Linked DNA regions of Homo sapiens: region 1 is linked to region 2. Evidence: chromatin loops called from intact Hi-C (ENCODE). Cell type or tissue: HepG2. All regions are shown on one strand. Links, peaks and the distances in the headings refer to the core of each region. The heading gives the core; the rest is flanking DNA.

Region 1 (11,416 bases), core at 3,923-7,922, 62 kb before region 2:
CTGAATTTTCCTGAACACCAGTGTTGGACATGTAGTAGGTGTTTAATAAAGACCGGCTTTTCTGATGGAGATCACAGCAGAAGGAAGCATGCCCGCTGAGAGAAGACAGCCTCCTGGATGCCTCCCCCAGAGTGCAGGCATGACTCCAGTGTCATGTAGTCGGAGCCAGCCTGCCTAAGTGTAAATGCTGCGTGGAACTGAATGGCTGATTTTGTTTGCTGAGAGAGGCAACTAGGTAGCCCGGGATCTTTATCTGCAAAAGTAGTCATGCCGTAACACACTGCCCCGCCCCACCCCTTTTGGAAAAAGATTGATAAGCATAATGATGATGTTTTAATGAGCTTAATTGCACATTCCTTATGTGCCTGTGGAGTTGCCAACCAGCTAGTTCCACATCCAACAGTTTACTTGTAATAACTTTTACCCCTTTCTCCACGCCACGGAGCATAATTATTCTTGCGGTGATCCCGTAGTTCAGCTCTTTCTCCCTCTCCTCCCCTCCCTCTCTCTTTTTCTCGCTGTTTTTTTCCTTTCTGGGAATTACTCTAAATGGGTATCTTTGAAAGGAGGGTGGCAGGCTGCTTTTGGTACAGTACTTACCAAGAACCCTTTCATCAAAGAAGCCCTTGTGAGCATGCTCTGGACTTGGGCCAATCAGATCATCTCGCTGTCTGTTTCTGACCCTGGTATGCAAGTCAAGCCAGAGACTGCAGACAGGCTGACTGCACTCCTAGGCCAACCTGTCTTAGCTGACTGAAAAAATGCTGAGGGGAAAATTACCTGTTTGGCTCCAGACGAAATTAACATTTTTTATATATATACACACAAGTATGTTTATTATTTTTTGTTTAAAAGCGTTTGCCTATCTAATATATTCATTAATGTTATCTGGTCAGTACTTGAAACATTTTGAAATATGTGCAAATGCAATAAGGCTACAGGGCCTGGAGGCAAAATAAGATGAATTTTCTAATTAACTGACAGAAAACTGTTTTGGGATTAACGAATGGCTGTTCTGTAATCTGTTTATGGGCGCTGCTCCGTGCAGGGACATTTGGTCCACGTGCAGACCCTGGTAAGTTATAAGGACCTGGATACCAAGCACTCCTACTTCTCCACTATTCTTCATTAACCCACTCTCCACCAGGAATCAAGTACTGAAGGTGGATAGTGTGGCCCCCACCCTGGCAGATAATGGCCTCTTCCCAAAGAGCATCTGCTGGGGTCTGCTTTCCCAAGCGGGCATCTTTCTGCTATGGGTGGCAGATATGTCACAGAATTTGAAGCATACTTTTCTTTCTTTCTTTCTTTCTTTTTTTTTTGAGACAGTCTCGCTCTGTCACCCAGGCTGGAGTGCAGTGGCACAATCTCGGCTCGCTGCAACCTCCACCGCCTGAGTTCCAATGATTCTCGTGCCTCAGCCTCCTGAGGTAGCTGGGATTACAGGCGTGTGCCACCATGCCCGGCTAATTTTTGTACTTTTAGTATAGACAGGGTTTCGCCCTGTTGGCCATGCTGGTTTTGAACTCCTGGCCTCAACTCCTGCCTACCTTAGCCTCCCAAAGTGCTGGGATTACAGGCATGAGCCACCGCGCCCAGCTAAGCAAACCTATCTTCTGAACAGCCTTGGAAACCTTTGAGCCCCAGTCCCCAAATCATCTTATGAACACATTTTTGACATTTTCAGAAAAATGTCATCATTGAGGAATATATTTTATAGTCTCCATTTGAGAGAAGTACTAATTCTTTTCCTCTTTCCTAGACCGATTCTAGTTTGTTGCCTTCCCTTTCCTCGGAAACCCCAAGTTTGTGGATGCTGCAGACACTCTGTGCCCCCCTGCATGCTGGGTGCCTGGCCAGCTGCCAGGGCATAAAGACAGAGACGATGTGGCCTTTGTCCTTAAGAATGAGGTTTGAAAGCCTCAGTTCTTCCATGTTAGGTGATTTCTTGCAGCTCTTGGTATCTGCAGAATTAGTGTGAATGCTTAAAAAATATTAACAGCTTTATATCATCAAAGTTTTAACAGTACACTGTGTGTACAGGTGAGAATTACTGTGTCGTGAACTTTTTCTTTGTGGTTTTCAGAATTTTCCAGAATTTCTACAATGAACTTTTACTTTTGTAGATAGAAAAGCAGCAGTTAAGAAGAAACTTCCTGGGAGCACTGAACAGGCACATTCCTGGATTCTACAGAGAATCAGTTGACAGACAGCAGGCTGGGCAGGAGTCAGTCATGGTAGAGGGAGTCTGAATCGAAAGGGGGGGATTTTAATGAGCGGGGCGGCCTGAGGATCACAGCTGGCTTGGGCTAAGTTCCTGGAGTGTTAAATCAAGTAATAACAAAAACATGACTACATTTTACATAGGAGATTTCATAACTTCCTGAGAAGTCAACAGTCCCTTTCTCCGTGGGTGTACCTTCTAAGGAACCTCTACGTGCTTGCTTTGGGCTTAACATTTTCCCAAAGTTTTCTTGTTTTTGCAGAGTGCAATGTCCCGAACAGAATGACAGCTTTATTTTCTCTCGCGGTCCAACTTACACACTTACATCAAGTTGCAGCAAGACGTCTGCGTGCTGGATCTCTTCCTGGCTCCACAATCCTGACCTGTGCTGTGTATACTGTTCTTCTTCTTACAGTTTTAGACTTGATGGTGGAAAGGATGCTTGGAAATTCTCTTGGTTTGATTCATTCTGACCTAAAGGGTTTCTTTCCAAAAGGGTTTTCTTTCTCTTTTATAAGCCCCACAAAGTCAAGGATATAAGCTGAAATTGAGGCTTTCCCAACCGTGAGAGAAAGAAATATCAAATTCTTTTCATATGAATATATTCACGAAAAATAATCATACTCTGCTCCTGGCGACTTCAACTCTGGGTGGGCAGAACAGAAGTCTGGGGAAAAAAGTCTATTTTTGCTCTTGCATAGTCTCTTTTCCCTTACCAGGGGAAAATAGCTAATTTTCATCACCAAATTATATCTCCGAATGGCCAATGAAAACAATGATGGAAAAAATTCTTTGCAAATAGCGCACGCCATGCTATCCACTATCAGATAATAGTAATTACAGGTTTTGTCTCAAGAGCAAACAATAACCCTGGAGGGAAAATTCTCTCTTTTTAAGGAGAATAAACTCTTTCTAGGATTTGCATACTTTCTCCCTCTCTGAGGATAGTAATTTTGGGAAAAAAACAAAAAATAAAAGACAAACTTAATCCCTTTCTAGAGTTGACAAAAGTGTCTTGGGGACATCTGTTCTTTCTGATTATGAAACTCCAGGTTGTATTATTATTATTATTATTATTATATTTAAAAGAGTAAAGTTTCTTGGCTGTTTCTCTTATGTGTATAAACCTGGCAAAGGATTATTTTTTCAAAAATAAGTTGTTGAGTCTAATAGCTGATAACATCGCAAATCTGTATATGTTACAGGTAGAATGTTCATATAACACCATTGCCTCAGGGCTACATCTATTTTATAAACTCTGATCCTTTTAAAGGTAATTTTTTTCCAATGTATAATTAAATCTAATTTAATTTAGAAGAAATTTTATGTAAGATACACATACAAATCAGGGAAAAAAAACCGTTTTTCAGGCTTCATGTCTTTCTTATTGATTTGTAAAATGTAGCTTCGGAGTCCACAAATTATAGACCTCTATCATACAAAAAAAAAGGGCATTGGTAAAAAACAAGTCCATGTAAGTGAGCTGAAGTACCAAAAATAAGTCTACACTATACCCAAAAGAGACTGCCAAGCCACTGTAACCCCAATGGGATGAATTTTAAGGTAGTAAATAGCAGAACACCAACCAGGCAGCAGAATTCTTTCTTCCCCAAACACTAATACTGTAGTGTGATAGTTCAATACAGAAAACAATCCATAGTTTCCTAAGTGGAGGCAACATCTATTCTAGAAGCTGTTCTTCACCTAGCTAAAGCAAATGGGCCTTATAAAAACCCTGGCAGCCACAGCAGAAAGAAAATACATTTTATTAAGTGGGCGTTTTTCCAAAGCATGTTCCCCCTGAAGGAGAATCATACCTTCAGCATTTCAAAGATTTCTCAAATAGCACAAAGGTCAAAAAGTTTGAGCAACAGAAATGCAGTGGGTGAAATCTCCAAGCTATTCTTTCAGCAGCTGTGGCTGGTGAAGCTGACTCCCCGGTAAAGAGATATCAGCTCTGCTTCAGACTAGTCGATAATGTAATCAGAATAGCACAAACCTGGAAAAGACAGAGGGGGATCAGAGGACAAAATGGAATCAGTATGACAACAGAGAAGGGGACCCTGGCTGGAGCCAGGCTGGATTCAGTCCTGGTAGCTCCTGACTCTGGGTCTCACCACAGCTTAGTTGGGAGGAACTGGTCATTAGCATCTGCAACCCTCTCATAACTGCATCTTCTCGTGTTTTTTCTATACCTGTTTTCAGCTTATAGTTTTACATTACCTGTGTATGGTTATGTCTATACCATGACTTTGGTTCTTCTCAGCTTGAGAAGACAGACCTGACTTCCCTGAGTTCTAAGTTAAAAGAACTCTTTGATTACTGTTAAATTGATGTATCTGAACATGTGTAATCACTTCCCTGATACCTATACTGGATAAGACTAGGTAAGTTGTAGCTATTAGAGAATGCCGTGCAACCTCTGCCTACCACACCACCATGTGAATTCACCGTTGAGCAAAGGAAGCAAAGGCTCCCACCTGCCAGGATTTAAATACCTCAATGTGATTGTGTAACCAATGAGAATAGTTGGAGATCAACTCCTCACCTCTGCAGGATGCGACATTAAATTGACCCTTTCATGTGGCTTGCTTTCTGCACTATTCTATAATGTGTAATCTCTAGTAGAGTACTATAACTCCTAGGTTCTTGCTCTATTTCCTTATTTCAGTGGAGTGATGGACAATTTTATCCCCTTTATTGGTCCTATTTACAAAAGTGGCTACAATTGCCTCCAAAGAAACTACACATTTTAGAAGAAATGGATGATATTTTAAATTATGTCCTAACTGCATCCCCATGAGATGTGGGCAGCTGTCTCTTGGTCTAGAAGCAAAGATGCAGCTTGCAGGGCTTTTTTTTTTTTTTTTTTTTTTAAACAGTTAATTACTGAACATTGTTGCTTTCCTCTACATGATTAGGGAAACAGCAGGGAGTTAATTATTGAGTACCTACTGTGTGCCTGGCCATGCCAGATGTGAGGTCACAGAAATGGCGGTGGTCTACTCCCTGCCCTCAAGTAGCCTGCTCTCTCTACGTGCCCTGGCAGGTCATTGGGGTCTCTGCTAAAACACACACCACATTCCCAGCAAACCTTTCTTCAACCCTTACATAATCTTAATTCTGTCCTCTTAAATCTTACCACAGTCGTAATTCTTTTCTCTCCCTTCAAAAGATAGGTACTTCACACCAAACACTAGCTCAAGCACTGACGTTATTCTACAGGACTATGAACCTTCATATCCACATTTACAGTCCGGACAGATAAAGGAAAACAACCCAAATCCAGGAGGCAATATAAAAGGAAGAGAACAAAACACACATTCATACACTCACACTTAAAAATAGGGGAAAACCAACAGGGGAACTTTCGTTCTCTTCCTGGATGTCTACTTAAAAATCCCATGTGGTACGTGTGTCTGTGGAAACCTTTGTTATCTCAAAGATAGTGAGATACTAAAGGCCGAGGTTGCCATGGGACACACAGTATTTGCTTTTTATTCTATTGCACAATATCTAATTACAGAGATCCTGATAAAATTATGCATTCCTAAGCACAAATTATGGCCATTCTACAGGAGACTTAGTGTACATATTTTGTCAAATTTCATTAAAAAATAAATGAGGGATGACTCTGCAGAGTATTAGGGATAAGCAGTCTAATAAGACTCAGTCCTTTCCAAGATAGAATTCTCTTGAACTCGTAGTTTGGGCTGTAGGAGTATCCTAGGTGAGAGGCAGCTCAGTTAGTTTGTTCTCCCACAAAAGCTTAAGTTGAAACTCTAAAGCCCTTTCTGCCATTAGAGTGTTGCACAAGACACAGATTTAAAAATCAGTCTTGGCTAGGTGTGGTGGCTCACATAATCCCAGCACTTTGGGAGGCTGAAGAGGAAGGATTGCTTGTGTCCAGGAGCTCCAGACCAGCCTGGGCAACACAGTGAGACCTCCTCTCTCAAAAAACAAGCAAACGAGAAAACCAAAAAAAAAATTACAAAATTAGTCAGGCATGGTGGTGCATGCCTATAGTCCTAGCTACTTGGGAGGTTGAAGTGGGGAGATCATTTGAGCCCAGGAGTTTGAGCCTGCAGTGGGCTATGCTCGTGCTACCGCACTCCAGTGTAGGCAACAGAGTGAGACCCTACCTCAAAAAACAAAAACAAAAACAAAACTAAAAAAAAAAAAGTCAGTCTCTTTGTTTCTCCCCAAAGACAATAATTGATTTAATCCCATGGAAGGCTGAGCTGGTCTTTTGATAAGATAACATGTGACAGTTCCTCCTCATTCATCTCTACCTCCAGGTAACTACTAACCTGAAGCTTGTCCCTGTTTTTATACTTTTACTACATATATATCAACATGCATAATACTTTGTGTATAGCATATTTGAAAATTATCTTTTGACTCAATGTAAGTTTCAAACTGCATATATGTGTGCATGGTTCACTTAACAGCTATATAGTATGCTACTGCATCGACCCTCTTCCCAAATGATGAACATTTATGTTGCTTCTAAATTTCTGCTACTCCAGTGCTGCAAAAAATGCCTGGGTATATGGCCTCTTGTCAGTATCTAGAAGGATTTTTCTTGAAGTCTTCAAACTAGAGCATAGCTAAGTTTAAGGGAACTGATTTCCAGGTCCCTCCTATATGTATTATTTGCTAAAAGCAATCCAGGTATCTTGCAGTTCTTTTCCCTCTCTTTCCTTAAATGCCTTCTCCCACTTTACTAAGTAGCTCTGCCTGAAGTGTAAAAACCTCCATAGAGGCAAACAGGCAATACGAAGGACTGCTGTAAGCAGCTACTCCTTTCATCAAGGGCCACAGATCCCAGCTACAGCTCTGAGTTTCCTCCCTGTCTTACACATATTCCTATCAAGGGTGAAGCAGCATTCAACCCTTGTTGGGATGATCTGAATTCAGATGTATTGTAGACTAGGGTGGTGCAACTTTTGACAATCTTCATTCATGGTTTCACGTTTTCCACCCCCTACCCTCATTTTCAAAGAATGTAGTTTTTCTGAGAAAGTCTTGTGAGGACAAAGCAAATAGAGTGTCAGTAAGCAGTACTGAAGGTGGCAGTGCCTTCTGCCCCATATGCCAAATTCACAGACAGGCTTAAAGCTCCACACTCCATAAATCCACCTAAGGCCACTGGACTGGCTTCGCAACTACCCTAGAATTAGAACAGAAGTGATGTGGTTGTCCTTGGTTCATGTATTAATGCATATATTTAAACAGAAAAAAAATCATGTCAGACTTGTTCTGTTAGAAAATCAGTCTACCTGGTTGTTTTATTTGACAACGAAGATTGGTTTTACTCATTGGGTCATACGGTAGACTTTTCCATAATTCGAATGAACTAAATCTGTAACTCCAAGGTTTTGATAAGAATATACTTAAAGCATGTAAGACAAAACATTTTCTGCTGGGAGCAGTGGCTCACGCCTGTAATCCCAGCACTTTGGGAGGCTGAGGCGGGTGGGTCACGAGGTCAGGAGATCGAGACCAACCTGGCTAACACGGTGAAACCCCGTCTCTACTAAAAATAAAAAAAAAAAATTAGCCGGGCATGGTGGCGGGCATCTGTAGTCCCAGCTACTCAGGAATCTGAGACAGGAGAATGGCGTGAACCCGGGAGGCGGAGCTTGCAGTGAGCCGAGATCGCGCCACTGCACTCCAGCCTGGGCGACAGAGCGAGACTCCGTCTCAAAAAAAAAAAAAAAAAAAAAAAGGTTTCTAAATTAAAAAAAAAAAAAGAGTAACAGGTGTCATTTGTGTGTGGGTTATTTGTACATGTGTATAATTATCCAGGGCACATCTTGGCTTTCAGAATAAGTAATAAAGGACTTGTTGGGCAACTTCCCTGCATCTCTGCTGTGGAATATAAATCTGGAGAAAACTTGACTGGCTCAGGTAATGTGACAACATGTGTTTTTATAGATGAGTCCCCAACTGTACGAATAAAATAGAGTTAATTTAAATAGCTTTTTTAGTGTTCTACACTGAAAATCTAGCCACCTGAGAAAAATGGGCAAAGCCTCTCTGGCTATTGTTGTTTTCAGTACCAGTACAATTTCCAAATGCAACCCCAAATTGGATTGCTGTATGACTAATCTAACATTGTGTATTTAGGCTTTGCCGTGGGAGGTACCTGTCTGGGTGGGTGATGTTGCCCTGAGCCGGGCATGTCAGCAGCCTATGGTGGAAGGGGTCTCTTGTCAGGAATCCTAGTGCTGGCTCCACCAAGATTAGCTGAGTGACCTTTAGCAAGTCACTTCCTCTACCTGGGCCTCAGTTTCTCCACCTATGAGATGAGGGGTTGGAGCACACATTCTCCTAAGGCTCCCTGTTGTCGCCTTGACCCATCACTTCCTCTCCGCTTTGGTCTAGGAGTCCAACGTCCAGGACCCTGTCTGGGCGTTGGATTGCCACTGTACCCTCCAGCCGGGCCATATGAGTGTGGCTGCCAACCCTGGAAACTTCAAAAACTTCCTAGGGAAATTGCTAGGTACAACTGAGAAACACATGGGGAACCTTGTTCCAGCCCCCAAAGGGGCAGCACTGAACTCTGAGTTTGCCAGAAGGAAGAAGCCATACTCTCCGTATTCCTCTTTGAGGGCCTCCTTCTACACAACCCAGTCTCCAGGTAAGGGTGAAGAATCAAGCATGTATCAAGCCTTTCGGGGACCAATACATATTTATTTTGCTCCCTTACCAATATTCTTATGTTTTATTCTAGGCACCCCAAGAGAAAACAAAACAAAACAATTACGGTCATCGGCCACCTAACAACGTTTTGGTCAACAACGGAAACTATAGTTATAATACAGTATTTTTACTGTAACTTTTCTATGTTTATATACACAAATACTTAACCATTGTGTTATAACTGCCTATCGTATTCAGGACAGTAAAATGCTGTACATGAGTGTAGCCTAGGCACTATAGGATATACCTTACAGCCTAGGTGTGTAGTAGACTTTACCATCTAGGTTTGTGTAAGCACACTCTGTAATGTTCGCACAACGATGAACTCTCAGAACGTATCCCCGTCATCAAGCAATGCATGCTAATAAGAATACTTGTGGCAGATGATAAAAACAGCTCCTGTTTGCTTTACCCACATCACAGGTAACATTCAGAGAGTGTCTTAAGGCATTCCCCATTTATGGGAAGTGTTTGGAGGCCCGGTGGAGTCCCGAGGAGGGAAACAGGAATAAGATTCAGATGGACCTCACTGTGTAACAGTGGATAAATGCACAGGCCCCCGAATCTGACTGCCCTAGTTCAAATCTGGTCTCCACCACTTGTTGGCTGTGTGACTGCGCTGGGTAAGTGACTGGATCTCTCTGAGTCTCACTGTCTTCATCTGTAAATTGAAATAGCCCCAGAGGGTTCTTGTGAGGATTAAATGAGATAAGGACTGTAAACATTCTTGGCCCAGGGACTGTAAGAATGATAATATTATTAACATATTTTTATCATGCAACCTTCTAGTTCGGACATATTAGAAAGTGATTCCATTGACTTGTTTAGTAGGAAAATCTGGCAGATAAGAAGTCAAATCCATCAGCCGTGATAGCAGCCAATGTTGAGTTTTCTTTCTCCCTAGGAATTTTTTCCATTATAAAATGGGAAGCCAAGTCAAATTTGCTCAGTTAATTTTGGCCTGAGAGGTGCTCTTAGGACCCTCAACATTTGTCTATAAGGTCAGGCTTATCGGTTCACGCTTGTTAGCGTGGAAAAACTCCTTCCCTATCACAGTTTCTGCCACTTCCCTTATCCTGTCTTTCTTCTGGAACAAGTGGCCTTGCAAGACACTTCACTCCCTGTTTTGGCAAACACACTTGTTCTGTGAGAGCGAGTTCCGCCCATGTGTACAGCGGTGGGCTGCACACACCAGAGGGTTTATCAGACAGAAAGGCTTTTTTCTGTAGGTGCCAGGGCACTGAAAGCAGGGTCGCTGCTGGCTGTCCCCCTTCTAATTAAGAGTGTCCCACCATTTCTGAACTGTGACTCTTAGGGACACCAGGATAAACCTAAGGACTGTACTATATTTATCAGTCCTTGGGGCATGCTGAGAAATACTCCCAGATGAATGAGGAGCAACATGGTTTCTAAAACATGGGTGGAGTAGAGGCAGTGAGTTTTGTTTCGTACAGATTTATCTGAAATTCTATATCATAAAATTGATTTCAAATAGACATGAAATTCCAGAGTCTTCAAGGAAGTTGGCCCAAATATGATCAAGAACACAGCAAACCTGTTTTGAGACTTAGATGTCCATTTTTTCTGTAGCAAATGTTGACCAATGGCTATGTACTTACTGAGCACTAAGGTGGGATAGGGAAGGGAAAGGTTTTGTAATACAAGACATGAATTAGCATAATTTAAAAGATTCTTAAATTGGCCTCTAAAGACTTGAGTTTAAATCCTAGCTCTGTCTCTTGCTACCTGAGTAACCTTGCACAAATCTGCTAGGAGATTCACATGTGGCTTCTCAGCTTCATTCTGGGCTTCAGGGTCAGTCCTTCACTTGTTTGGGCTCCTTCCAAGGTCCTGAAAGAGGTCTTAGCAATATGTTCACTTGGCCAAATATCTTTGTAAAAATAAGATACAGTAACTGCAATGCATGGTTAGGACGACTGACTTTCTACTATTCCCTTTCATGTTGGACAGCATCGGTGTGGCTGTGAGCACTTTTGGGATCCAGCTAAGGGGAAGCTGAGTTAGGGATAATTTACTTTGGATGTAGTGGGATAGATTCACATGTCCACAGTCATTTCCATGTCTGGTTAAATCACTGTCAGCTGTGTTGAGCTGGAGATGGTCAACTCATGGAGTACTGGGACACAAAGGTGCAGGCTCAGAGGTCTTACTGTAATGTGAACATAGTGAGAGCACTCGACACTGGAGGTACGTGGGTGGCACAAAAACAAAATGTATAGAGCCAGAAACTAGTCTGAGAAAAAAAAATCCAAATCCTACAGCTCATATATAGACAAAAAGTGAGAGATATGTTCATTTGACAACAATCTTAAAAACTTCCACGACATTACTAATACTGAACCACAGAGCCAAAGAAGCTTTTATAAAACTTTCAATCATTAAAAAAAAAACAAGTTTTGATCAACCATGCTAGAGGAAGAAGTTAACCCTCTTCCTACTCTCTCCACAAAAAGTCATAAAATA
Region 2 (11,416 bases), core at 4,592-8,591:
TGCATCTGCAACGTGCATTTCCACTGCCTTGAGCTTTGTACCTTTCCTGGAATGAGCCTCCCAGAGATTCCAGTGTAAGAAGGAACTATCCATAATCAACTGGCGCCATATTTGCAAAAGCAAATATGTGTATTTAAAGTAAGCTAGAGAACAGTCACAATGTCCCAGGCTGACACTGAGCAATTGCCTCCTGAAGTTATTAGCACTGCTTCCCTTTTTATGAACATAATAACCTCAGCAATTATGGGAAAAAGCAAAATCAATGCAAATAAACCAAGCCTTTTTTTTTAATCTTTATACCTTACCCTTAAAAAAAAATGTCATTTGAAGGCTTAATTAGATGCTTTTTATTTATGTAAATACATATGCCCTTTTCCTTATACCCAATGTTTCTTACTAATGCTAGTAGAATTAACCCTCAAATTAGAAATATTGAACTTTTTAAATGCTTTAAGTAATTAAATGCAAATGCTTCGATCAGAAATAAAAACAGTATATACTATGCAGCAAAGTTCAAGGTAGGTACTATGGTAAGATAAATGTTTCTCTAAACTTGAACTTTTCACTTTTGGAAATTAATAGAAAGACAAAGCTCAAAAAAAATTTCATGTGTTCCATTTCCCACATAATTTAAAGGGCATCCAACAAATGGAAGATGAATTTATACCTTTCAGTCAACTGGTTTACTTTGGAACATTTGCTATTTATTTATTTATTTATTTAGGAGACAGAGTCTCACTCTGTCACCCGGGCTGGAGTGAAGTGGTGTGATCTCAGCTTATTGCAACCTTTGCCCCCCAGGTTCAAGTGATTCTCCTGCCTCAGCCTCCTGAGTAGCTGGGATTACAGATGCCTGCCACCATGCCTGGCTAATTTTTGTATTTTTAGTAGAGACGGGGTTTCACTATGTTGGCCAGGCTAGTCTCGAACTCCTGACTTCAGGTGATCTGCCCGCCTCCGCCTCCCAAAGTGCTGGGATTACAAGGCTTGATCCACCGTGCCCAGCTGGAACATATGCTTTCTGAGACCAACTCAGATTGAAAAAGATTTTTTTTTTTTTGAGACTGAATCGTCAAACTTTGTTTAAAGGAGGTTAGAAGTAAAAAATCACCCCAAATAAAGAGACTAACTCTGCCATTCAGAGGCATGCTTCCAGACATTAGAGTTCTCTCCTAAATGTTTCCTTCCAGATCTTTAACTAAAATGCAGAAAGGTAAGTCAGCAAGCTTCATGTAAATTAGTGTCACAGCTCGTCTGTTCTTTTATTCATTAAGTCTGTCCGTCCGTCCATCCATCCATCCATCCACCCATCCATCCATCCATCCATCCAAATACTTCCTGAGTGTCCATTCTGTTCCAGGAACTAGCAAGGTACTAGCAAAATAAGCTTCAGTCCCTTGCCCTCAAGCAGCTTTAAGGCTTCTGGGGTGGAGAGGGAGATGGGAAGGGCAGTCCAGATTAAAACAGATAAAAAATATATATTTTTTGAGATGGAGTATCACTCTGTCGCCCAGGCTGGAGTGCAGTGGCGCGATCTCAGCTCACTGCAAGCTCCGCCTCCTGGGTTCAAGCGATTCTTCTGCCTCAGCCTCCCGAGTAGCTGGGATTACAGGCACGCGCCACCAAGCTGGCTAATTTTTGTATTTTTAGTAGAGACAGGGTTTCACCATATTGGCCAGGCTGGTCTCGAACTCCTGACCTTGTGATCCGCCCACCTTGGCCTTCCAAAGTGCTGGGATTACAGGGGTGAGCCACCGAGCCTCGCATTAAAACAGATAAAATATTTTAAGTTTTGGATCAGGAATGCCTTGTTCTACAGTGGGACAAAGACTGAGGGCACAGTGATCCCGTGGAGACTCTGAATGTGTACAGGCTCTTGGGCCAGAAGTGCCTTTTATTTCTCCAAGTGCATATTTATCTTGGGTCAGTCAGCACTCAGAAAGAGCAACTAGGGCCTTTTAATTTACCTTTTGTGCTTCCTCTGGGAAACTGAGACAATAATTTGATCACTGCTTTTGTTCAAGCACCATTTTCAACTCGGAAGTTAGAGTTCTTCAAGATCTTTACATTTTACATGGTGAAGGTGCCTTGAGCCTTGTGTCAGATAAGCTATTTTTATTTTTATTTACTTATTTATTTATTTTTTAGACAGAGTTTCAATATTGTTGTCCAGACTGGAATGCAATGGTGCAATCTCAGATCACTGCAATCTCCGCCTCCTGGGTTCAAGAGATTCTCCTGCCTCAGCCTCCCCAGTAACTGGGATTACAGGTGCCCACCACCACGCCTGGCTAATTTTTGTATTTTTAGTAGAGATGGGGTTTCACCATGCTGGCCAGGCTGGTCTCGAACTACTGACCTCAGGCAACCTGCCTGCCTCGGGCTCCCAAAGTGCTGGGATTACAGACATGAGCCATCACGCCCCGCCAGTTAAGTTATTTTTAAAGAATTATTTACAAATTTAAATCATTTAACTTCTTTCCCCTTAACATTAGGGGAACTAAATAAATAACAGTTACTTAAGAAAAAAGTTTTAAGAGGTAGAAAAATGGGCTGCACTTCACTTACACATGTTTGGTACTTATTTATGTTTTGATTCTATGTTTGAGTGCTTAAGAGTTTATCAGAGGTTGGGAATCAAAGTGAGAGAAAATAGCAGATATTTGTGTTTGCTGTGGTATTTCACTTGTGCTCGTGAGAGAGACATTCATTCATCAAACATTTATTGAATGCATATTATGCACAAGGCACCAGATTTACTGACACGGTGAGGCAGAGATGAAAGCTCGTCCCTGTCCTCCAGGGACTCACTGTCTGGTGGGGAGATGGGCAAGGAACCCGCCAAGGCCAGTGCAGCAGTGGTTCCCACTGTGATGTGTGCAGACCACTGGAGAAACGAGAGCTGATTTTAGGCAACACGCAGATGATTACTTACTTTTAACATTTTATTTCAGGTATTTAGTTATGCATCTATTTTAACGTGTGAAAAAATGCATAGCTAGCACATTAAAACCATGGGCAATACTCTGTGCGATAAAGCTAAAGAAGAAGAAATTGTGCCAATTTAAAGGAAAAATAATATAGGTGTTAGGCAGGTAGGTATGCCCTCCCCACCTCCCCACAATAAAAACAGTGATGGTACTACTCAAATCATTGACATCTGGGAAATAAGGTAGGTCAGTGTGGGTAAATCAAAAGAGATGCCATTTTACAAAGGCTGGAATCCTCAGTGCATGTTTCTGGGCCTGAAGTAAGATGCCATGAAAGAAGTGTGTGCTTCCATGAAGGTGCAGGGAGGGGAAAGACACTGACATGGCCTGGGGAATTCAGAGGCTTCCAGAAAGAGCAGACAGAAGAATGAGGAGAAACAAGTACATTTACTAGGACCCTTCATTTGTAGAATTGTAGAATCTTAAGTTTGGATGGAACCCCAGAAATCAACTGTTATACCGTCTGTAATTAACTTTAAAGCATTTCTGCACAGATAGGGAGACATATATGTGCATTAGTTATTTTAATCTACACTCTAGGGTGGTGAGTTTGTAACTGAAGTGGGCTAATGGGAATATACATTTCAGAGGTGTTTAGTAACATTTAAAAGACTAATGAAAAGCCACATTCCAGAGGCAGCTCATACATGTGTGGCAGCTATCTTTATCTTATTAATTAATTACTCTTAATTAGCATAACTAATAATTATTAAGACATTAGAAACAGTATTGAAGATATGTGGACTGGCTTGAAATAGTGTCACTTGCACTTCCACAGCATGCATGGAAAGGTTATCAGAATGCAGTGATCCCAATTGAGTCTCCCTGAATGGTGTCCTTGAATTCAGATTTTGGTCTGAATCCATCCATTCAAGGGAGGATTTTACCATGTCACTTTGACTAGAAGGTTAGCCAACTCCCATTGCTGCATAGTCTCACATCTGCCTCAAGTGAACCTTCCATGCAAGTTGCTGTCAATGTACCCTCCCATCAGGAAAGAGGACAGGACTTCATTGGGCCTATTGGACATGCTGAGTGATGGTTTTGTGCATGCCTGCTAACTCACATTTCTATGTATGCCTGAATCCAGGCTGAGATTTGCTTTCATTTGGATATATCACTTGTGATACAGGCATAGCCCTCAACCACCTCCAATTCCTCTGCCTCGAAATGTAGCTACTGTCCACCAAGAAGAACCTAATCATTGTGAAAGACCAAATTTGCTACAGTCATATCTCAACTAAACTAGCTCTCTCAGAGAGATTAAGTGATTTGTCCAAAGTCACATAGCTAGTTGGCAGTAGAACTGAGTTTAGAATGTAGGGTTCCTTGCTACATCTTCCCATCCAACAGTTGTAGGCCAAGGATGCTCATACCAATTATCTGTGGAACTTTCATTTATTTATTTATTTATTTATTTATTTATTTATTTATTTATTTTTGAGGCAGAGTCTCATTCTGTTGCCCAGGCTGGAGTGCAGTGGCATGGTCTTGGCTCACTGCAACCTACACCTCCTGTGTTCAAGAGACTCTCTCACCTCAGCCTCCCAAGCAGCTGGGAGCACAGGCACACACCACCATGCCTGGCTAATTTTTTTGTATTTTTAGTAGAGACGGGGTTTCGCCAGCCTGTTCTTGAATTCCTGGCCTCAAATGATCCGCCTGCCTTGGCCTCCCAAAATGCTGGAATTACAGGTGTGAACCACTTTGATCGAACTATGGGACTTTAAAACAATGCATATGCACAGGCCCAGCCTGGGAAGTTCTCATTCTGAAGGAGGGCTGGGGCAGGGGCACCTATGGCTAGGGCAGGACCTATGTTTTAAAAAGAATCTGTGCAGGTGACTCTGATGCACACACATATAATAGACAATCATGGGGCTATTGCATGGATACTAACAGGTACCATCTATTGTACATTTTCTACAGGCCCAGTCCTGTGATGGATGCTTCACATGCTCTATATTTTTCATTTTTACAACTAGCCAGCTAATAAATAAGGTGTTTTTAGCATTTTACCGATGAAGAAGCGAATTCAGAGAGAAGTCCAAAGTGACAGCTTATAAATGGCAAGATGGAGATTCCAACCGAGAATCTCCATAGACCCTGCTCTTAACTGTCACACCCTGCTATATGCTATGGAGCATAAAGTTGCTCAATGGCACAGGTCACAAACCTACAGGTTACAGGTGGGTAATGTAAATGAGGAAAATAGGTCAAATAGGAACTGGGGTGAGCTGGAGGCCATGTGGCCCTTTAATGGGTTCTGAGTGTTTGGATGCTTTAAGAGCAATGATGGAGAGCAACCGGAACTCTCATCCATGTTTATGGGACTGCAAAATGGTTCAGTGTCTTTGGGAACAATCGGATAGGTTCTTATAAAATTAAACATATACTTACCATATGACCCATCAATCCTACTCCTAAGTATTTACCAAGAGAAACGAAAACCTATGTCTGCAAAAAGATATATACACAAATATTCACAGCAGCGTTATTTAAAATAGCCCCAAACTGGAAGCAACTTACACATTCATCTACTGGTGAATAGATAAATTGTAGTATACCCCCACTCTGGAATATTACTCAGCAATTAAAAGGAATGAAATACTGACATATGCAACTACATGGATTAATTTCAAAAGCTCTATGCAAATGAAAGAAGTCATATACAAAAGATGACACACTGTATAATTCCATTTACATGAAATTTTAGAAAAGGCAAAACTCTAATGTCAGGAAGCAGATCAGTGGCTCTCTGTGGCAGGGTGGGGAAAGAGATTTGAATGCAAAGGGGTAGGAGGAAACTTCTGGAGTGAGGGAACTGTTCTATATCTTGATGTGTGGTGGTGGAGCAAGGCAACACAGCTGCATATGCATACCAACAAACATCCAACTCTACAGTTAAAATGGGTGAATTTTGTTGTATGTAAATAATAATTAAAAAAAAAACTGTGCAGAGCAAAAGTAAAAAAATCTGTAGGCCACTTGTGGCCCACAGACTTCCAGTTTTCAACCTCTGGTCTCAGTGGAGAGATTCTGCTTTAGCTGCCCCGAGGAAATACAAAAGATGACAAAAAGTCATCCATCATCCTCCCCAGGGCTGGGCTCAGGAAGAACGGTGACGTTTTCGTTTATCCCCCTCTTCCAATTCTCTGTCCTCCTTCATCACATACAAAATGCTCCCATGCTGCCCCCTGGCTGTCCAGCACCTCCTACCAGGGCACCCCACCCATGTCTCCTGGAGTCAGCTCCAAAACCACCCTTCCCTCAGGCCCTCCTCCTGACCTCCAGAATGCAGAGGCTGCCCCTCAGTGCTTTGTGCAAGGTGGAGACACATTACACTTGGTTAACACATGACCAGGTAGGTGCACATGACTGTTACTGATGACATTTCCAAGCACTGACATCTGATGAAGACAATGCATGGAGCCTTAACCCAAGTTCAGTATTACCTTCCAGTCAGGTAGGGAATACCTTGGGAAAAGTGGGGCTATTTCTGGAATTCACTGCACTTTTCCCTACCAGAGTGACTTGCCTGCTCTGCTTATACATACATTTTTGTCATCAATATTATCATCAAACACGTTAAAATTAATACATGCAAGTGGTTTGGATGGTCACTATAGAAAGGTACAAATAATTCTCAGTACCCAGTTGTCAAAACTGAGAGTGCTCTTAAATACCAGGCTGAGGAGCTCTAAGGACATGCTAGAGGCAGCCCTTTTATTTTCTGAAACCAAATTAATGTCAACCACACACTGCTGGGCTTTCCTGAGCCTCCATATATGTCATAATAACTTGATTTTTAAAAAACCCACTACTGACAATAACTATAATAACTATGAAAAATTGGCATTAGTAGGCCAGGCACAGTGGCTGATGCCTGTAATTCCTGCACTTTGGGAGGCTGAGGTGGGTGGATCACCTGAGCTCAGGAGTTTGAGACCAGCCTAGCCAACATGATGAAACCCCGTCTCTACTAAAAATACAAACAAACAAACAAACAAAAAATAAGCTGGGTGTGGTGGTATGTGCCTGTAATCCCAGGTACTAGGGAGGCTGAGGCAGGAGAACGGCTTGAACCTAGGAGGCGGAGGTTGCAGTGAGCCAAGATTGCGCCACTGCACTTTAGCCTGGGCAACAAGATCAAAACTCCATCTCAAAAAAAAAAAAAAAAAGAAAAAAATTGACATTAGTAGTACAAGCTGCAATGTTAACAACAAAAAGGCAGAACTTAAAACTGGCTACACTACAATTAGAGCCATATGAAGAAAAATGTCAACAGATGAATAAAAAGTAAAAACTAAAAAAAAGGGAGGGGAGAGATCATTGTAGATGGGGTAGGTTATGGTGTTAGGAGTGATTTTTTTTCCTTTTCTTTAAAAAAAAGTTTTCTTTTGCTTTGACGTTACTATTTGTGTAATAAAAATGAGAAGAAAAAGACTTGGCCAGGCATAGGGGCTCACACATATAATCCCAGCACTTTGGGAGGCTGAGGCGGGCAGATTACCTGAGGTCAGGAGTTCGAGACCAGCCTGGCCAACAAGGTGAAACCCTGTCTCTACTAAAAATACAAAAATTAGCCGGGCATGGTGGCGCACATCTGTAATCCCAGCTACTTGGGAGGCTGAGGCAGGAGAATCGCTTGAACCTGAGAGGCAGAGGTTGCAGTAAGCTGAGATCGCGCCACTGCAATCCAGTCTGGGTGACAGAGCAAGACCCAGTCTTAAAAAAAAAAAAAAAAAAAAAAAGACTTGGTCACCGGCCAGGATGGTTCCATATCATGTCCATTGGTTCATGTCTGTAGGGCTGTGCCCATTTCCTTCTCACAGATCTGCAAGGCCAAGATGTTCTGCAGTACCCTGCCAGGTCCTCTCAAGTACTCTGTCAGCTTTAGTCATGCTGATGAAATCAGCCCCTCCTTCTTCTGAGGCTGGCTGTTTTGTATCTCTATTTGCAAGCAGAAATAATAAAAGCCAGAGAACTTGATCAACGAGGCAGTTGTGCACCAAGAATGAACCCCAGTGCCCAGAGATGGGTTTCATTCTGAAAATGTTACAAAATAATATCTTGACAAGACATATTGTTGATACATTTTTCCCTAAAGCAAAACTGGGTGAAAATTTTCAAGTCCTATTAAAGCAAAATTGTTGCTTAAAAAAAAAGTTGCCGGGCGCAGTGGCTCACACCTGTAATCCCTGCACTTTGGGAGGCCGAGGCGGGCAGATCACGAGGTCAGGAGATCGAGACCATCCTGGCTAACAAGGTGAAACCCCATCTCTACTAAAAATACAAAAAATTAGCCGGGCGTGGTGGTGGGAGCCTATAGTCCCAGCTACTCGGGAGGCTGAGGCAGGAGAATGGCGTGAACCCGGGAGGTGGAGCTTGCAGTGAGCTGAGATCGCGCCACTGCACTCCGGCCTGGGAGACAGAGCAAAACTCCGTCTCAAAAAAAAAAAAAAAAAAAAAAAAAAAAAAAAGTTGTAGTATGCCTAGGCCTGTTTTGTTGATGTGGTGAAGTTTGATTTCATCCTTGCCTATCCAGGCTCTCTGATCTGATCTGCAGCTTCCTAAAGTCCTCCAGGATCTAGCCCTGGCTCCCCTCTACCCCTCCATTCACCGATTCTCAGCAAGGAATCTGATTATGCCACACTCAGCAGAGCTGAGGGAACAGGTTACAGCGGTGCCCACAGAGCATCTGAGAAGACAGCTCAGCTGCATGATCAAGGCAGCAAGCTCTAAAGGGAGGCATTTGGGCACCAGCTCAGTTTTGATGGCACAGTGCCCCTAAAGAAAAATTCCACCTTCTGGTGGAGTTCAATCCTGTCTATATACATAGTTTGTAGTACCTTTCAGAAGCCTTAGAAAAACACCACGAAACCAGTGATGTTCAAGAGGAAATAACGTGTGAAAAGAAAGACATCAATGGGTTACATGAAAACTATGAAAGAACTAGGCCCTTTAATAAGGTTCATTCTGTCCAGAGCATATAGTAGGCACTTACACCGTGGCTGACTTTGCGAGGCAGTATTTGAAATGGCCCCCGAAATCCTGCCTCACTATACCACTTAGAAGGACACTTAAACCTCAAAGAAGATTCATCTAAAGAAACTAGCACGTCGGAATTCATTTTCCCTAAGGCTTCCATGCCTTGTGTCAGTAAATCATCAATAATTAAATACCAACAGTTAAAACAGGACCACCCAGGCAGACAGGCCCAAGGGTAGGGCTATAGAAATAGTTTGTATGGCCCCCTTATCTAGGGCAATTTTAAAAATCACTCAGCTTCCAGTTTACAATGGTGCCTCTCCATGGATCCTAATGCTGCCCCTATCAAAGTGTCCATTACATTTGAATGAAGAAAATAGAAGATGATGAAAATTTACACCACCAAAACTTACATCACAAACTGCCAGAGCCTAGGATTTTCTACTGCTACAAAAAATGAACTGTGCTGAAAAATGAAAGAAGTGGTTCACCTGCCACATAGTCTTCTACTAGATAGAAAGTGCATGGTTTGTAACAACCAGAAATCAAGATGCAATCTCTCTTATAAGTATCGTAACTCAGGAGGTATTTGGACTGCTGTCTTCTTTTCCTTTTCTCCACATTCCCCATCTTGTTTCTGTTCCATATGCAGTAAGGAAACCAGAGTTCCCAGGAAAACAATAAATCAGTATTAGGTAGCTATAGAGAAGGTATGGCATCATGCACTGAATTCTGGGAACTGTGGTCTTCATAAATAGTGTGTTTTTTTGTGGTGGTGGCAGGGTAAGCTTGGGAAGGATATGACAGTTGTACACATAAGGGGTGGACATTTTTCCCAACAGAGTCAAGGAGTGGGAGAAGGAAGAAGTCTCATTTCTTTCCAATAAAGACAGTCCACAGACAAAGGGAATTGGGACAGAGGCGAGCATATCAAGCAGCTCTCCATTTGCAGATTCAAGAAGTCGTTTTGAAAAGTAACTAAATAAAAAACTCAAAATAACATGAGGTTGATGGGAAAAATCAATACTACAGAACAAGGGGGGAAAAAAACAACAACATCCTAAAGATTCTGAGAAAGAATGCGATTCTGAAACTTATGAACTAAAGAAACCAAAAAATGTTTTTGAAAATACTTTGGTGTCCTTAATAAAAACAGTAAGAAGGTAAAGCTTTATAAAGCCAGGGCAGAAAACGGTAAGGTAAGAACCAGCGAGACTTCAAGGAGATAAGAGATGAGGCAATAGGATAAAGAAAAGATTTCAAGGAAACCAGTAATGCAACAGCAGCATTAATACTCACATAACCAGCAGCACAGACTAGAAACAATGCTAGAGAGGGGAGTTAATGGTGTTGGAGATAAATGAGAAGAAAAAGAAGAGAAAAAAATTATTTTTAAAACATGACAAACATAAGAGATACAGAGGTCTAGTGTGAGAATCATGGATGATCCTGACACCAGAAAATTTGAAATGGAAGCAATAATCCAAGACATGATTTTTAAAAAACCGCTTCTGGTAGGTAGAGGGAAGACTTGAATTTGCAGATTTAAAGTTCTGTGATCCATGCAAAATGAGTGAAAGTCATCATATATAGAAATATCTAGACTCTGTTCAATTCCAAAGATTTAAAAAACCAAAACTAAACAAAGAAAACCTACAACATGTCACTCCAGAGTATCATAAATTGGTCTATTTTTCTGCTATTCTGAAACACGAAATGCCAGAAGACAATGGTTCCACATCTATAGATTCCTAAGAAGGGTAGGATCTAAAAATATTACGGCCAGCCCAATGTACACAGATACATACACATGTGTATGTCACATATATGCAGTTGGTGGCAGTTCCTATATAGAAAAAACAGATCCAAATCATATACCTTTCTTGAAAAGTTATTTGAAGATATATCCCAGCTGACTTCAAGATTAGAGAGCTAAGAACTCAAGAATGAGGAAGTCATAAAAGAGATGAGCAGGCCGGGTGTGGTGGCTCACACCTGTAATCCCAGCACTTTGGGAGGCCGAGATGGGCCGATCACGAGGTCAGCAGTTCGAGACCAACCTGACCAACATGGTGAAACCTCATCTCTACTAAAAATACAAAAAAGTTAGCTGGGCGTGATGGCCCGTGCCTATAATCCCAGCTACTTAGGAGGCTGAGGCAGGAGAATCTCTTGAACCCAGGAGGCGGAGGTTGGAGTGAGCCAAGATCACGCCACTGTACTGCAGCCTGGGTGACAGAATGAGACTCTGTCTCAAAAAAAAAAAAAAAAAAAGAGATGAGCATTTATTATCTTCAAGGATGCCACACTAAGCAAATAATATAGTTTATGAATGAAGATACATAGCTTCACTGTATAGCTATAAGCTAGAAAAAACCTGTATGTTTAACAGAAAGGAAATATTTCTATGAGGGAATACCATACAACCATATAAA

Evidence for each region. Hi-C counts contacts between places; a loop is a spot of excess contacts. Peaks named below come from ENCODE experiments on the same cell type or tissue, not always from the same donor. Only the 100,000 strongest peaks of a DNase experiment are listed, where the experiment ranks them.
Region 1: it touches region 2 in a loop (7-fold over the local background); 1 of 110 quality-filtered maps calls a loop at or near these places.

What each region holds. Positions count from the first base shown.
Region 1 is chr10:112,745,160-112,756,575 of GRCh38, reverse strand. The region is part of intron 7 of VTI1A (vesicle transport through interaction with t-SNAREs 1A); the gene reads right to left. Among named protein-coding and RNA genes, the nearest start is that of MIR4295, 120 kb to the right of the region's middle. RefSeq lists a silencer at 2,332-2,626. In HepG2, for the core only: no CTCF peak of the experiment used is centred there; a DNase peak (open chromatin) is centred at 5,585.
Region 2 is chr10:112,684,277-112,695,692 of GRCh38, reverse strand. All of the region lies in intron 7 of VTI1A (vesicle transport through interaction with t-SNAREs 1A), which reads right to left. Among named protein-coding and RNA genes, the nearest start is that of MIR4295, 56 kb to the right of the region's middle. In HepG2, for the core only: a CTCF peak has its summit at 6,191; no DNase peak of the experiment used is centred there.